Linked DNA regions of Homo sapiens: region 1 is linked to region 2. A link is a loop called in an ENCODE intact Hi-C map of the cell type or tissue named here. Cell type or tissue: HepG2. All regions are shown on one strand.

Region 1 (4,000 bases), 110 kb after region 2:
TAGTGTATATTTAAATGTGCTTTGCAACAATAAAGCACTTAACAACCATTGATTGTCATCTTGCTTCAAGAGGATACTGAATTTAAACTTTCTTCCCATTATTTGCAAAATATAATTATGGTGGGTTAAGTTCCTGCAGGAAAACATGTTTTAAGTGAAAGAATTGGAGTCAGACTGTTGTTCCTTTTTTTGTTTTTAAAGAAAAATGATCACAAAGAAAACACTGAAGCAATTTACATATTTTCAGCAATTACATATCTGTCCATTGGGTTATAAGTAGGGTGATCATATAATTTAATGTACAGGTGAGGACACTTTGGAGAGTGAAAGGGGGCACTTACTGGATTGGAAACAGTAGGTCAGCAGGTGTGAACTGGGATTGCTTTGTGCAAGACCAGGAGCTTTCACCACTCATAGTTTAAGAGGCCTTGCGGAAGAATGGATATTGAAAAGAGGAAAATGAAATAAAGAGTTGCAAATTTCTATTTAATATTGAAGAGAATTATAGTTGGTTCTGGGATTTGATCTTACCTTGCTTTCAAACTAATAAGACACTGTTACAAATAAGCCTGTGTTATTTGTCATGGGTGCTGGCAGAGGACACAAGACTCCTGGGTCAGAGGCAAAGGGGTGTCTAATTCTTGATACAGCAAGCACACCAGCATCGGCATATTTATGTCAGTTTCCCTTGCCCCACACATCCCCATAGGGCAGCTTGCTATGGACCAGGTGGATGCTGGGCATGCAGTGTATTTGCATCATAGCAGAGTTGCACATCTAGGCAGGGGCAGCCACCACTTTTTTAGCAAGCAGTAAATAAGCCTAGTCTTTCCCAGGGGCTGAGAGAGGGAGGTGGAGAAAGGAGGAAAGAAGTTAACTCATCTTTCAAAGTTACCAGCTGCATAAACAACCTTAGGAAATGGCCTGGGTGGAGGGGTGGTCAGGGCCTGCAGTCTTGGCACCCCTGACAAGATGTGTAGGGGCCCAAGGGCCCAGGAGCACTGTCTCTCCCAACAGTTCTGAGTTGTGACATGTATCTTCTTTATGGCTTCAGGCCTGTGTTCATTGCGTCAAGGTAGACATTGAAGAGAGGCTATTGTGGAGAGCCTCATGGAATTCATGTATGTCTTTATGGTGATATTGATAAGCTTCTTGAGAAACTGAGCCTGGAATTAAAATAATGATTTCTTACAGTGTTCTGAAACCAAGAACAAGATCAAATTATTAGGTTTTCTGCTTTATTATAGGTTGGCATCTATTTTCTTAACCACAGTTCAGTGACATATGCATTTGTAGCTAAATTAGGAAAGTTCTCTAAGCATTATTTGTTATTACCAAGCACCAGTGCCCTGCCTTAACAATTCAGTAACATTTGGGGCGGGAATTGTAAGGCCATTTTTTGGAAGATATGCTCTGTGGTAGTAAGGGTTTTGGTGAAATTTTGGAGGATGATTTGCCAGGCAGAGTTGGCTTTCCTCAGGATCGTGCAGTGCTTTATGCTTGAATTTCCTGGGTGTGTTGCTCTTTCCCAACATGAGGCTGGGCTGCCCTGGGCACTTAGCTTCCTCTGAGAGGCTCTCCCCGCAGGGTCTCGCTTACAGAGTAACCAGCCCTGGTGCTGTCTTCCACCCTCATCAAAACTTGCTTTTCACAGGCATTTCCAGAACTCCGCTCTGTGTGTTCTGCCAAGTTCTCTGATGGTTTGTATTCTGGTTCATCAGCTCACAGTACAGGTGTAAGCCAGGGGGTGGCAAGCCATAGCCTAGTGGCCACATCTGGCCCGCCGCCAGTTTTGTCAGTATTTTTACTGGCACGCAGCCATGCCCATTTGTTTTCATATTGTGTGGCTCCCCTCATGCTCTCATGGCAGAGTTTAAGTAATTACCGCAGGGACTATGACCCTCAAAGCCTTAATATTTACAGTCTGGACTTTAAAAAAACAAAACAAAACTGTGCTGACCCTGGGTCTAAGTTAATAAATCAACTGGACAGAACCCTCCTTGGCGCGACTAAGACTTGCTCCTGTGCATTCCCCACAATGCTCTGTGCACAGAAAGTGCTGGATCTGCATTTGATAAGTGAGGAAAGATAAGCGCTGGTTGGTGAAATGTGCATGAAAAGCGCTGGCCTCCAGTCATGGAAACCCAAACGTCTTTTCTTACAAATTTTTAATTTTTTTAAATTTTTCTGAGTCGGCTTGCTTGGTGGGGGCAGTGCTTCAGCCCTGTCCCTGTCAACTGGGGACAGTGTGGCCTGTGGGTTTATCAGAGCAGCTGCGTCTACCTCCCGGCTCAGTCTCCCAACAGGGAGGACTCTTCACCACCGCCAAACCTTTGAATCATACACACATTTAACTTAGGTGACTTCATCTCTTTTGGCCACCAGTAGTGGGTGTGATTCTGCCACTGCCCTGGGTGGGAGGGGGGACCTGCTGTACCCTCATGTGTGCTGGGTTCTGTAGGCCCCCAAGGGACTGTGCTGTGCTGAACGGGAGGCGTGGTTTCCCACAGCTGCTCATAGACGGGCGGCTGGTGATTCCATCTGGGTTCCCATTGAAGAACCTGCAGTGTCTCCCCTGCTGGAACAAAAGCTGACTTCATTGCTCCTTTAGAGGCATTTATCATTTTCCAAGTCTGATTTGATTGTATGTAATTTTTCCCTTTGCATGAGGACATTATAGCCAATCTGCTATGTTTATGATTTATGCATCAGGATTTATGCCTGCTCTCTGCTAGGCACTGTCCTGGGTGCACAAGCAAGAGAGGAAGACCGACCGGATAAAAATCTCACCTATGCCTTCCCTTCACCCTTGTGTCCAATAGTAAGCCAGGTCAGTGCTTTCTTTTTTTTTTTTTTTTTTTTTGAGACCGAGTCTCACTCTGTCACACAGGCTGGAGTGCAGTGGCATGATCTCTGCTCACTGCAACCTCTGCCTCCCAGGTTCAAGCAATTCTCGTGCCTCAGCCTCCCAAGTAGCTGAGACTACAGGCACGTGCCACCATGGCCAGCTAATTTTTGTATTTTCAGTAGAGACAGGGATTCACCATGTTGGCCAGGCTGGTCTCAAACTCTTGACCTCAAGTGATCCACCTGCCTCGGCCTCCCAAAGTGCTAGGATTATAGGCGTGAGCCACTGTGCCCCACTGGTGCTTTCTTTATAAGGCATTTTACTACCATTTCTCCTCTTTAACCAGAAACTGCTGGTTACTTTGCACCTGGGCTATTCTAGCAAATCTTCCAGCTGGGTTCTGGGACTCCCTGACTCTTGAGTTCTTGTCCTGTGAATGTCATCCCAGGTCTGTTGCATATCCCCCTTTCCAACCAAATCCAGCTGTAATCCTGCTTGGCTTTCACAGCCCTCCATGAAGCCTTCCTGGGCAACATGATTTCCTCTTATTCCTCATGAGAAATTGCCTTCCGTGTATCTGAGCTCTTTTCTGTTTCTAAGCCATGGCCTGTGTTATTTCCCTTGTATAGAGTGATCCCTTCTAAATATTCTCCTTCCTCTGTATAAGGCTTCTCAGCCTTAGCACCATTGACAGTTTTGGACCAGAGAGTTCTTTGTGGTGAGGGGCTGTCCTGTGCATTGTGGGATGTTTAACAGCATTGCTGGCCTCCGCACACCACATGCCCCCAGCATCCCTCCCTGCCCGTCCCCTGGAGGACACATTCCCTTGCTTTCAACCTACTTTCTTATATCTTCTGTTAGTTTCTTATTTACAGCATATTGATGAATTATGATTTTTATACAGATGGCTGATTTCTGTCTTTTAATTTGTGTAATTTTGAGAACCACTGCTCTCAAACCGTATGTGGGGGACACACTGCCCCAAGCTGTAGCCCCGCTTCTCCAGGAAGCATCTGTTGACTGCAGCCCTCGCTCACCTTCTCTTCCTTGGACTAATGTAGTGCTTGTGCATAACAGGCATTGACTTTTTTTTTTTTTTTAATTTTTGAGACCGAGTCTGTCTGTGTCACCCAGGCTGGAGTGCAGTGGCGA
Region 2 (4,000 bases):
TAAATGATAACTTTCGGTTTCCCAGGAACCTTTTATGCATAGTCTTAGTCTCAAGAATAGATTTCTAAATATACTATTATTTACAACAAAATTGCTAAAGTCAGAGTCTAGTAGTGCACTGATAATAAAAAGTGAGTGTGAGGGGAGATACTCTTTTATAGACTATAAAGGCTGAAAAGTCACCCACCTTTATTTATTCCCAGGCTTAGCCAAGCTTCCACATTTTTCCACCTACCCAATCAATCAATAATGCTACAATAATTTAGGAGGTCGTTATAAATCATCTGTAACATGTCCAAACTTTTTATTCCTGAGTAAATACTTGAACTGGGCTCCTGTTGCATGCCATTTCACAATGCTCAAGTTCTGCCTCTCTGAGGACGCTGACAGCTTCTCGCAGGTGCAATCTCACACCTGTGCACGCCTCTTCTTTCTTGCCTTTGGGTGTGATGGCGGCTGCCATGCAGGAGGCACCTTGGAGCACATTCTGGTATTTGCACCTGCATGATCATAACGTGGGGTCCAGCCTCCAATTCCCTGGAGAAGACAGTTCTGAGACATATTTCAAATGGCTCTTCAGAAGATCCAGGCTGGACAGAGCATTGACTGCCTGCCACGGTACCCCATTGGACAACACCTTCTTAATGCAACTTTCCCTCCTTCCCTGTTCTATGCCTCTGTCCCACAATCCTGTCCCTTCAAATAAACAGTCCATTTGTAAGCCTTCATCTCAGGCTCTGCTTCGTGGAGCAACCCAACTGCACACCACTATTTGGCTTATGTCTTTCTGACCAAACAAATATATCATTTTCCCTTCAAAGTCAAAACAGATACAATCAGAATAGAAAACCACTAAGCTAACAAACAGCCTCAGCAAAGTGCTAAGAGTGACTTCAAGAATCAAAAAAGAGGCTGGGCGCGGTGGTTCACGCCTGTAATCCCAGCACTGCGGGAGGCGGACGTGGGCAGATCACGTGGTCAGGAGATCGAGACCATCCTGGCCAACATGATGAAACCCTGTCTCCTCCAAAAATACAAAAATTAGCTGGGCATGGTGGCGGGCGCCTGTAATCCCAGCTACTCGGGAGGCTGAGGCAGGAGAATTGCTTGAACCCGGGAGTCGGAGGTTGCAGTGAGCTGAGATCACTCCACTGCACTCCAACCTGGTGTCAGAGCGAGACCCCGTCTCAAAAAAAAAAAAAAAAAAAAGAAGAAGAAGAAGAAGAAGAAAAAAATCAGAAAAGACGGACCATAGGGGAAGTCCTGGTCCTTTCTTCACCTGGTGAATATGATTGTGCATTTGCCAATCCCAGGCTGTCTGCCAGGGCAGGTACGTGGGGAATGTGAGCTGCTGCAGCCCTGCCACGCTCTCCCAGGCATCTCCACACAGCCAGTAAGTCTAGGACGGGTTGGAGTCTCACCTACAGGGCATGTGATTCTGTATATTGTTACCTTTATTGGATCATACACTCACAACAAAATAATAATTCTCTTCTTACAGTACTTAGAGCAATCATAATGTTTCCTCTGTGTGAGGTCCTGCCTGGCTGAGTCACCTACGCCAGACGGTGGCGAGTAACCCTTCAGACGTCATGTTTCTCCCAGCTTTCTTCACCAGCAAGAGTTATTTTGGCCAACCAGCCATCATTGGTCCCTGCCAGGAGGTCTGTAAGGCGGTCCTTGGGTGGGGCTGGGCCGACCCCGCAGGACCTCCCTGCAGGCCCTTCCCTCGTGAGCCAGCAGATGGTGCTGAGGCAGCACGGGACCCAGGACTGGGGCGGCCACGCACTTCCCAGGGAGCGAGGGTGAAATGCGATTCCTCCTTAGACGCTAAGCAGGGAGTGAATTGTGTAATCCTTAGTATTTCACACTTAAAATCTCCAGGGAATTTGTCTTGAACTAATTTCCAGCATTATTCATCCCAAAAGTTCAAAACCATTTCAAGGTTCTTGGATAACCTATGAAGCCAGAGGCCTTGTCTTGTTTACCCTTGTATGCCTGAGACCTAGCATGAGGCCTGGCACTTAGTAGGAGCTCTAGAAATGCTTCTGAAATGAACAAAGCATCTGCATAGATTCAGAAGGGCAAAAGTGGCTTGTTCAAAGCCACAGCCACAACCTTTAACCTGCCCTGGGCTTAAACCCAGTACTTCCGAAGTCCTGTCTGCTACTGTACCCTATCTGCCTGCAGTTTTCAGAAGAGCTGAATTATTGTCTTTATTATAGTTTATGAACATTTTTAAAGTTTTTCCTACATATGAATTTAACATATAAACCAGTGAGAAATTTGGATTCCATGTACAGAGAAATTCACTTTACAGGGATGTCTGTTTATTAATACATATGTGCCATATTTAATTGAAAGGGACAACTTCACATTAAGGTTCAAAAACTTCAATGTCTTTCTATTTAAAACTTCAGTATGGTATCATTATGCACAGGAGGAGAATTGCCTGATGGTAAAACTTCACTTCTCCAACAGCAGTGAAGATACAATAAGCCAATTCAATTTTTGTAGACCTCAGTGTATTTTTAGAAAATGTTAACCATTTTGAATCGGTAGCTTTCTTAAATGTGGCATGTATTTCTCATCAAGAAAAACGTGGAATAGAATTAAACTGATTCGTTATGGCTGAGCATCCTTTCTGTGTAGTGACAACCTTTGGGGCTACAGAGGCCATGTTTGACACCCTGTTTGCTCTACCCTATTGTCTCAATCCTGTTTTGATAAATAAACAACTCTGGGCTGCCTTATTGTTTCTGTTGCTTGTTTCTGCTTGCGTAGGTTTCTTTTTCTTCTCTTCAGCATCATGCTGTCTGCTCTTCTCCCCACTGTCTCTTTTTCATGTCCCTATGTCCAGTGCCCTTCACTGACAGTCAACCAAAGCCACACACAGCAAACCACTCCTAATCCACTGTGGTTTGTTTATAAGATGCAAATATTGGTAAAACTAGAAGAAGAGTAACATCTAAAACTGAGTGTCTTGCATTAAAACACAGTGCGAGAAATGTTGATAAGATTGTTAGCATGCCATACGTGATCTTTGAGACTTGGACTCGGATTACCTATTTTTGGAGCTCACAGGCTTTTTATTATATTTCCCTTTTTTTAATAGGAGGGTAGGATGGGGAGGGGGAAGGGTTAGGGGTCAAGAAGGGAGAAGGAGGCTAACTGTGTTTTATGTAGTGAGAATGCTGATGAACAACTTCCAGCTCTGTGAAGTTTTCATTTTTCTTGTTTATTGTGATTAATGTGCTTTACTTGTCCATTTAGCTGGTTTTTAAAAGTTTCATGTAAATATTTTTATTTTCATTTTATTATTTTTTAAAATAAATTTTATTGTGTATATTGGAGGTTTACAATTGGATATGGGATACATATAAATAGTAAATTGGTTACTAGAGAGAAACAAATTAACATAACTATCATCTCACATAGTTACAATATTTGTGTGCCAAGAGCAGCTAAAATCTACTTATTTAACAAAACTCTCTAATACAACGTACTTTTATTACCTATAGTCCTCATGTTACACATTAGATCTCTACCCTTGTCCATCCCACGTATCTGCTATTTTGTATCCTTTGACCTACATCTCCCAATTTCCTCCCACTGGTTACCACTGTTTTGTTCTCTATCTCTGCATATATGACCTTTCTGTTTTCTTAGATTCCACATATAAGTGAGATCATGCAATATTTTTCTTTCTCTGTCTGGCTTATTTCACTTCACATAATATCCTCCAGGTTCAACCATGTTGTGGCAAATGGCAGGATCTCCTTCTTTCTAAGGCTGAATTATTCTGTTGTGCGTGTGTTGGAATATTACAGTTTCTTTATCCATTCATCCGTTGACAGTTAGGTTGTTTTCATACCTTGACTGTTGTGAATAATGCTGTAGTGAACATAAGAGTGCAGGTATCTCTACTAGCGGGTGATTTAATCTCCTTTTAGTATAGGATTACTAGGTCATATGGTATGGTAGTTCTATTTTTAATTTC

Evidence for each region. A loop is a pair of places that touch in the nucleus more often than their neighbours do. Peaks named below come from ENCODE experiments on the same cell type or tissue, not always from the same donor. Only the 100,000 strongest peaks of a DNase experiment are listed, where the experiment ranks them.
Region 1: it touches region 2 in a loop (2.2-fold over the local background); 1 of 110 quality-filtered maps calls a loop at or near these places.

What each region holds. Positions count from the first base shown.
Region 1 is chr18:6,368,997-6,372,996 of GRCh38, reverse strand. All of the region lies in intron 1 of L3MBTL4 (L3MBTL histone methyl-lysine binding protein 4), which reads left to right. Among named protein-coding and RNA genes, the nearest start is that of MIR4317, 3.4 kb to the left of the region's middle. In HepG2, no CTCF peak of the experiment used is centred here; DNase peaks (open chromatin) are centred at 1,886 and 2,366; H3K4me3 peaks cover 1,011 bases.
Region 2 is chr18:6,480,491-6,484,490 of GRCh38, reverse strand. No RefSeq gene overlaps it. Among named protein-coding and RNA genes, the nearest start is that of LINC01387, 29 kb to the left of the region's middle. RefSeq lists an enhancer at 1,785-1,844. In HepG2, a CTCF peak has its summit at 1,747 (motif pointing right); a DNase peak (open chromatin) is centred at 1,760; H3K27me3 peaks cover 254 bases.